2 separate regions of the Homo sapiens genome follow, and region 1 is linked to region 2. The links are chromatin loops, found by intact Hi-C in ENCODE. Cell type or tissue: Calu3. All regions are shown on one strand. Each heading gives the region's core, and the rest is flanking DNA. Links, peaks and the distances in the headings are about the cores only.

Evidence for each region. Peaks named below come from ENCODE experiments on the same cell type or tissue, not always from the same donor. Only the 100,000 strongest peaks of a DNase experiment are listed, where the experiment ranks them.
Region 1: it touches region 2 in a loop (13-fold over the local background); 13 of 110 quality-filtered maps call a loop at or near these places.

What each region holds. Positions count from the first base shown.
Region 1 is chr4:104,062,638-104,067,039 of GRCh38, forward strand. No RefSeq gene overlaps it. Among named protein-coding and RNA genes, the nearest start is that of LINC02503, 100 kb to the left of the region's middle. In Calu3, for the core only: a CTCF peak has its summit at 2,525 (motif pointing right); a DNase peak (open chromatin) is centred at 2,564.
Region 2 is chr4:104,449,078-104,453,479 of GRCh38, forward strand. No RefSeq gene overlaps it. Among named protein-coding and RNA genes, the nearest start is that of CXXC4-AS1, 40 kb to the right of the region's middle. In Calu3, for the core only: no CTCF peak of the experiment used is centred there; no DNase peak of the experiment used is centred there.

The sequences.
Region 1 (4,402 bases), core at 314-4,313, 390 kb before region 2:
AATGTGGGAATAACATCTTATTTTATTTGGGGGAATTTTTGGCATCCCGCTCATCAGATACAGAATTAATTGATTTCTAAAATATACAGTTATTAAAGAGCAGAACTAGTTGAGTTCTAAGATATATGGTTATTAATATATAATTGATAGATATTTATAAAAATATATTTGAATTTATTTTATATATTTCATCTTATACATTTATGTTAATAGGAGAGCTTTGATAGATATCAATGTTTGAGCGATCAAAATAAACATTATTTGACTTTATACAACCTTCTTCCGTCATTGATTTTTTTGTATCCTGCCCTATTAATAGAATTTCTGGAGCCTTTGGAATTTTCCTTTGTTTCATTTCATTTTTTAGAGACGAGTTCTTGCTTTGTTGCCCAGCTGGCCTCAAACTCCTCAGCTCAAGTGATGCTCCCACATCTGCCTCCAGTTTAACTTAGACTACCTCACCATGCCACTGCACCTGGTTTAGGCTACTATTTTATAACAATGTTTCTTTACATAATATGAAAAGTTTTGGCATCTTGCTTTAGTGTATATGTTATACTTGAAACTGGACAAAAAACACAACTCTTATTCACACAAATGACATCAAACGTTAAAAAAATTTTCCTGTTGGATTATATATCTTTATATTTCTGGAGGCCAGGTTAGTTGTGATATGTTGACAAAATAAAAGCTTACAATAAAAGCCTTATTCTTTTGTTACCAATGTTTTTAAATGCTATGACTCAGACAAAGATGTGTGTTATGAAAGTAATCCTGTGTGTACTCTCCTAAATAGAAACTAAAGCAAGTGTACTCTGCTTGCTTATGTGTTCATTCTTCCTTTGCCTGACTTGTCTGTCCTTCTTGAAAATGAATGATTGAATAGAATGGCCTAGACATAGGGTCCATTTCTCTTTGTGCCTTGTTCAATGTGAAGATCCTACAGCCTGAAGCAATATCTCCTTTAGAAAACAGGGACTTATTTAGAGAGTGCATGCATCCTGTGATTGCAAGGGACGATTCCAGGGTTTTGTAAAGGCAAAAATAGTGCTTTCAAATCCACGTAGATGCCATTCAAGGCACAAAGCTAAGTGAGGAAGAAAAAAGAAAGCAGCCAGGACTTTTAGATTCTGGGCTGAAAGATGCTATATAGGATGAAATTTGCATTTTCATTGCCTAGTTAATAGTCTTTCAAACTAATAAAATACACCATATCAAAGAGTAAAAAAGGTAGATGTGATTTCTATTCCTACTAATTAACAGCTGAGACAGAAGAAAGCTGCAAAAATGTGAATAATTCTATAAAGCTAAAATATTAACTTGTGCCTATTTAGGGAATAGGAAATCCATTGTTTTTTCATCATCAAACTTTCTTTCTTCAGTCCATGTTTTCATTTCATATTACCAAATTTTTGAAATGCCATCATTAAACTAGTAAATTTTGCTGTGGCTTTAATGGTTCATTCTATTTCTTTAAGTTAAATGTAAGGTTTCCTAGGCCTTGAATGTATAAAAATATGTTATAATTGAAAAACTGATTTAGTAGAACTGTTTCAAATAGCGACATAGCGTATTTCCTGCAGATTTGAGAAGCAGGTATGGGGTATGATAATCGTAGGCTGTATAACATTCAGCCACAGACTTAGTATACTGGCACTAAAAGCTATTTACATTTATAGGCATTAGGAAAACCATTCCAGGCAAGAAGAAGTTGTTTTATTATAAAACTAGAGGGCAATTAGGCTAGATCTCTAAAGAGAAAAAGAAATTTAAGTTAGAAAGGAGAAATGTTTGGGGAAGCGTAGAAAAGAAAATGTCAAAGAGGAAGGGGAAAAGGATGGAAAGGAAAATAACTCTTCCTAAAGAAATCATCCTTAAGATTAGTAGTTTCTTTAAATATTGATGCTTATAAAAATAAAAGTGCATACTGAATGATTCAAACTGTACTTGAAACTCAGGTACATATTTTAAAATCAGGCAGGAAAAAAAGGTAGAATCTTGAGTGTGGAAAACATTTTTATTAAAAAAAAATAAGGTTTGTCCATGAGGCAGATTTCTTTAAGCTCTCCGAGTTCACTGCATATCCTCAGCAATTTAGTGGGCTATGCTGCAGAATCATCATAAATCAATGAGAGGATGTCTTGAGCCGTGGGGAATTAACTGACTCGCTTATGTATGATGCGATTCACAGCACTTCCATTCGGAAACCTTTTATGAGACCACATGCTTGCTTGGCTCAGACACACCTATGTCTAGGCAGGGATAGCTTTGGCTAGATCATATTTGTTTTCCTGTGTTTTCTTCTGCCTGAGGGAAGGAAAAATTTTTTCCAGGCAAATCCTCTGTCCTCTTTGGGTGGGGACTTCCAAATTAATTCTTAGTTGTCTGGATGAGAACAAGTATTAGAGATTAAAATTAATATTATCAGCTTCAGAAACACACAAGAATTCAAATTTGACAAACGTCAGGGAGTGGAAGAGAAGATCTATTTTTGAAATAATAGACATAATCAGAAATTCTCTGCTGGAATCCACCAGGGGGCAGACCCCTCCTGATATGCTCCCTCCCAGTATTGGCCTCAGAGCCTGCAGCCTGTGAGAAGTGTTCTGAGAGACAACCCCTGTCCCTGTCATGCTTCAATCCAATCTAACTCATTAGAAATCCTGCCTCCAATTCTTTTATTATACAGCATCACATGTACCATGGAAAATCTAAAAGGAAAGTAAATGGGAATCTTAGAAGAATTTTATTATTAAGAAACTTAAATAGTGTTTTTAAAAGCCTCACAAATGCCTAGTTATTTAAAACACAAACAAAGGAAGTAGGCTCTTTTTTGCGGGATGTTTTTTGTTTGTTTTATGTCTCAGAAAGAACTAACATTATTAAGCAAGTGAAGAGCTTCAAAGGCAAGTTACAATCGAAATAAACAAAAACCTGGAAAAGGAGATTTTTACATGAAGGTTAGTTATCATAAAAAGAACAGTGACTGTCTCGCATGCTACTAAATATTTCTCATTTAGCAATAGATAACTTAAAAGCTTGCTGGGATAATGCACGAAAAGAGAAAGAGTAGTGAAAGGAATTATAGACTACACCATTATAAGAAATCAGAAAGTCAAAGCAGAAGCAAAATAAGTAGTTTTATATCTAAATACTTTAACAACACCCCTTATATTTATGCTATAATTTCTTTTATAGTAATAAATCACATTACACTGTTTCATACCAACTATGTTTCTACATCTGATGTAGAATGACAGTGAATAAAACTTGCTCTACCATTGAGAAGCTTATGCATCCTGAAAAGGCCTTTAGAATACACCCTTCATTGTCTGCAATTCCTGTGCTGTCAAAGTTCTTATTTTGTAAATGTACGAATACGTGGTAAAAATTCTTAGCAAGCCGTTGAGAGAGGTGTAAGAGAGGATGGGGCGAAGAAATGCCTGAAAGTTTCTTCAAATTAACAAAATTTTCATCAGTACGGTCTGATATCATTAATGGGTGGCAAACATTTTTGGACAAACATAAAAATTATTTTATCGTATCACTTCTATTTTACAAAGTAATAATTATATTTAGCATATATCTCAGTTATCAGAGCTTTAGCGTGAAATAAACTGTAGACAAATCTGGTTCTAAAATACTACTGACACTTACTAGTCTACTGAGGAAAAAACACAAGAATGACCATGCTCAAACATCCTAAAAACTTTATGAGAAATCACATTCTTCACAGTACTAAAATTAAGTTACATTAGGATGTAGTGTAAGCCACAGTAACAAGGTATCCTAAAGTATATTGACTGAAACAAGATTAATATTAATTTCTTTGTGATGAAACTCTTCTGGTGGTTTGGGATTGGTAAGGTGCCCTAGAGGTGTCAGGGACACAAAACACTTTCATTCCTTTTGTTCTGCCATCTCTAGACTCTTACCTCATCAGCTTGCTTGAAATCAGTTAGTATCTACCTTACAGCCTGTGGGAAGGGTAAAACAAGAAGAAAATACTTTGTATGCTCCTTTTCTTTTGAGGGCAAGCAAGTTTCAGAGGTTGCACACTTCAACTTTTCTCATATACCATTGGCCAGAATTGGTCATGTGACCCTACCCGGCAAGAAAAGAGACTGGAAATGTCATGGTTCGTTGCCATAGCTTCAATTATAATGCCTATTTTTTTAATAGAAGAAAAGGGTAATGAATATTGATAAGGCAATTAGCAATCTCTGCCACAAAAGTGTACAAAGATTGAAAGTATACAAATATTAATCAGACACAGCATCTCTAAGGTTTTCTTTTAATAACTGCATTTTTCTAATTTATTTTATAAATTTATGGTTTTTCAATTTATAATTTGTTTTTAATCAATCATATCAACTTCATTTTTTTAATACTAAGAATTTGA
Region 2 (4,402 bases), core at 319-4,318:
AACCAGATGAAAGTCTTTGTAAATATAACTAATGTACCTAGATGAAAAATGAACAGGTTTTGAATATTGAATTAATGGGTTTGAGCTGAGAAAAGAATTATAACACATTCCACATTTGTATACCACACCACTTCCCAACTACCTCCAACAAAAAAGATGAAAGTTAGGTCAAAAATTATTCTTGCTTAAAATAATACTTATCACTGTGGAATATCTTTGCCTTAACTCTGAAAAGTATGATTTTTGAGTCAAATAATTCTATCTTTATTTCTATTTATTTATTTCTATTCTTTATTTCTATTTTCTCTAGAGTAATTGTAGAAAATGTTTGAGAAACATCCTTGTTTAATCAGAAAAAAAGCAAAATAATGAATTAATTCTGGAGTACTTAAGTAGAAATCATTGATGCCACAGTGTGCTCAGGGCACTAGATATGCCTCCTTGGTGATTTTCATAGTTCTTGCAACAAAACTTTTAAAATATGAAGAAACTTGAAGTCAAATATTTGAGCTATTTTAATCTAGAACTGAACTGTATATATTCTGTATCTAGAACATCCATAAAATTAATTCAAAGCCATCTTCTATGCCAATGCCCCTGCATAAAATGACACACTACACTCCCTCTTCACTAACAATGACTCACTTTAGCAGTGACGTTACTTCTGAGTTTCAGGTGTAGGAAGATAAGCAAATGGATACGTTGTTTTTAAAGAACCCCAAGTGGTTCTACTCAGTTTTACTTCTTACCATCTCCCTCCTGAGAATCTCTGGATGGAAAATGAGAATTGCAATGATGTTAAATGGGAAATACATCTTCTGAAACACACACACACACACAATATTTCTCTTCGTAAAGCTAAAATTAACTGAGCACTTTTTGTTAGACATATTTTGACTACTTTAAATGCATTGTCTTGTTTGAACTTCAAGATAGCCTTAAGAAGTTGACATTATTTCCAACTTTACAGGTGAAGTGCCCAGACACAGTGAGGTTAAAATACTTAACTAAGACTGTAGAGTAAGTTAGTGGTTGAACTGAGGTGTGAACCTATGCTATCTGGTTTTAGAGCTTATACTCTAAACCATGAGGCTATGTTGCAAAGAAAATGTATTTTGGCTAAAATATAAACAAATCTGATTTTTTACATAAAATGCATAATTTTGTTGTTTGATACCACTCTGTTCTTGCTTGTGCTGCCAAGCCTGCCCTTCTACTTCTTTCCTTGCTCAACTTCTATCCATCCTCCAAGACTCACCTTAGTTACAACCTGCTTCAAGACCTCCATGGAACAAACAAAAGGCTCTAGGCCTCCACATATAACTCCATCAGAGTTCTTTATTCATTCCTTCTCCAACGAAGTTATCACAGGTATCATGCGTCAAGCTCTGTGCTAGACATATACATCATTTAAATTGCTCATTTAAAAAAATCTCTAGTTTTGATGGCAGGGTTTTATTAAATTTTGCCTCTCTGGAGCCTGGCAAAATGGCTGGCACATAGACTGCTTATTATTTCTAAAACTGAAATAAAGATTAATATGTTGTATCTAGTTACATCAATATCAATGATCCACAGTAATAGATAAGGCTTTTCCAGAATACCAGAGAGTGTAGGCAGAGATTCAGACAGAACTCTAGGCCTCTGCTGTAGCCAGTTTCCTGTAATTTGTTTAATTAGTATGATCAACATTTTCAAGTGCTTCTATGTGTCAGGTCCTATGTTAGGCACAGAAGAGAATACAGGTTCCAAAAATGAATAAGGTTTATTCTCAGCCCACAAGGAGTATATAGTCCAGTGGAAGAAATAGAGTATATACTGGGCTATTTTAAATGAGTGTGATAAAGACCACCATAATACAGTTACAAGAAAAAAATCACTCTGAATTGAAGTGACTTAAGAGTGCTTCTAAGAAAAGCAGCCTTCTGGATTGCAACTTAGAACTCTGCTTGGTTCCAAAGGGAACTTCAGGAACAGAGAAGACCCTCAATAGAAACATTGTAGAGGAATAATATTTTGAGATATTAACTATGATGTGCTTCCTGTAATATATTTTATCTTACTTTTTGTCCCCTTTCCTATTCTCCTGCCCACATTAGGGGAGAGATATCACAATATGCAAAGAAAACCCTCTTTATTTTCAAAACCCAAAGCCTTTAAATCTCAAAACGCAAGGATTTTGCAGTGGAAGAAGCTAAGCCCTGAACCATTAAAGGCATAAGGTTTATTCCATAAACAAGGAATAAAGAACCAGACCTCCCTACACAGACTACACAAGGATTCCACTAAGTGAAATGAAAAGTAACCCAGGAGGAAGCTAGGGCTTAGATGCTGGTAGGTTTCTGGAAAGAACCCCTAATTCTGATCTACCCTAACTTTGGAAGGTATAATTAAATGCCTAGATAGGACTGAGATACCCAAACCAAGATGGGACCTATTTAAACCTAAAAATAAGAATAGTAAGATCTAGCCTTGATCAAGCACTTAATAAGGCCAGGCATTATTCTTACCAAATTTTATTTGAGTAATAACCAGATTATGAAGGAATTATCACTCAGTTTCACCATTTTGTGATGACAAAACCAGGTCACAGAGAAGTAATTTGCCTAAAGTCCCTCAATTAGAAATAGCAGAGTTACTATTTGAACCACGGAAGTCTGACTCTAGATAGTGAAAGGGCCAAGGCAATGCTTTCCTTCTGCCCTCTAGAGGTTTGCTGAAAGTAAGCTGACAATAGACAGATTCATAGGAGAAAAAGGCATACAAAATGTATTTAAAGCAGACTAACATAGAGCCATACACAAAATATAGGTTTTAAAGAGGGGCCATATGGCTGAGGCTTTCAAAATTTCTATATTTGGGAGAGATGTAGAGAGACTTTATTTTGCAAATAATACTCTTGGGAAGCTGGATGAGACTGACAAGTTAGGGAAACCTAGAGGTGGAACTACACAGGAACAAAGGTTGTCTTTTTATGCAGATACGATTTCTTAGGTAGTCTCTTGAAGAAGCTGCTCTCAGAAGAATAGATGAAAATCTGTCTGGGTGTAGTGATGACTTTTAGTTATCTTCTCTCCAGTGATTATTGTTTCCTGGTTTTTTGTTTGTTTGTTTGTTTATTTGTTTGTTTTGATGAGATTCTTAGAGAAGCAGTGTCTCAATGCAATTATATTTCTTTAGGAAAGTTAATTACCTAGTCAGATAAGGAAATTCCAGAGAAAGTTTCTCCTGGTGCTTCAGGAAAGTAAGAGCATCAGAGAGACAGGGGGCCTGGGAGAAGTCAGAGAGAGATCTTAAGGCTGCCTCTTTGGTTCAGCATGCCAAAGCACCGTGTTTTGGGGTATCATTTTCTGAGCCTCAACAATAGGCCTCAAAATCACTGTGCTAACTGAGGAAAACAGAATTACCTAAGATTTCATTTCTAACACCAGCTAGGATGAAAGATCAACATGAAAACAATGAGTTCAGTTATGAAAAAAAGAAACAAGTTATCTTTTTTTGTTGAATAACTGAACTGTGGACATAATCGTAATGAGAGCTTTTCCATGAATGACTTTTTAATCTCTCCAAATGGTTCTGTGAGTGTAACTATTATTATCAATTTAAATATGAAAAAGTAGATCACATATGTAAATTCATCTGAAATTTCATGATTAGTATGTAGCTCAGCAGTATTTGTACTCATGCAATTTGACTCCCAAATCTATGTTCTCAATCACTATACCATCGATGTGCTAAATAAATGGTCACAGCAGTGTACATAAAAATGTTCTGCTTGGCCGGGAGCATGGTTCATGCCTGTAAGCCCAGCACTTTGGGAGGCCGAGGTGGGCAGATCACGAGGTCAGGAGATCAAGACCATCCCGGCTAACACGGTGAAACCCCATCTCTACTAAAAATACAAAAAATTAGCCGGGCATAGCAGTGGGCACCTGTAGTCCCAGCTACTCAGGAGGCTGAGGCAGGAGAATTGCTTGAACCCAGGAGGTAGAGCTTGCAGTTAGCCAAGATCACACCACTGCACTACAGCCTAGGCAACAAGAGTGAAACTCTGTCTAAAAAATAAATTAAAAAAGAAAAAAGAGAAGAAAAAAAAGAAAAGGAAAGGAAAAAGAAAAGAAAAGAAAAGAAAAAAAAGAAAAGAAAAGAAAAGAAAAGAAAGAAAAGAAAAGAAAAGAAAAGAAAACAAAAGAAAACAAAAGAAAAGAAAAGAAAAAAAGAAAAGAAAAGAAAAGAAAAGAAAAGAAAAGAAAAGAAAAGAAAAGAAAAGAAAAAGAAAAGAAAAGAAAAGAAAAGTGCTGCTCAGTCCAGGCACGGTGGCTCATGCCTGTAATCCCAGCATTTTGGGAGGCCGAGGCGGGTGAATTACCTGAGGTTAAGAGCTCAAGACCAGCCTGGCCCA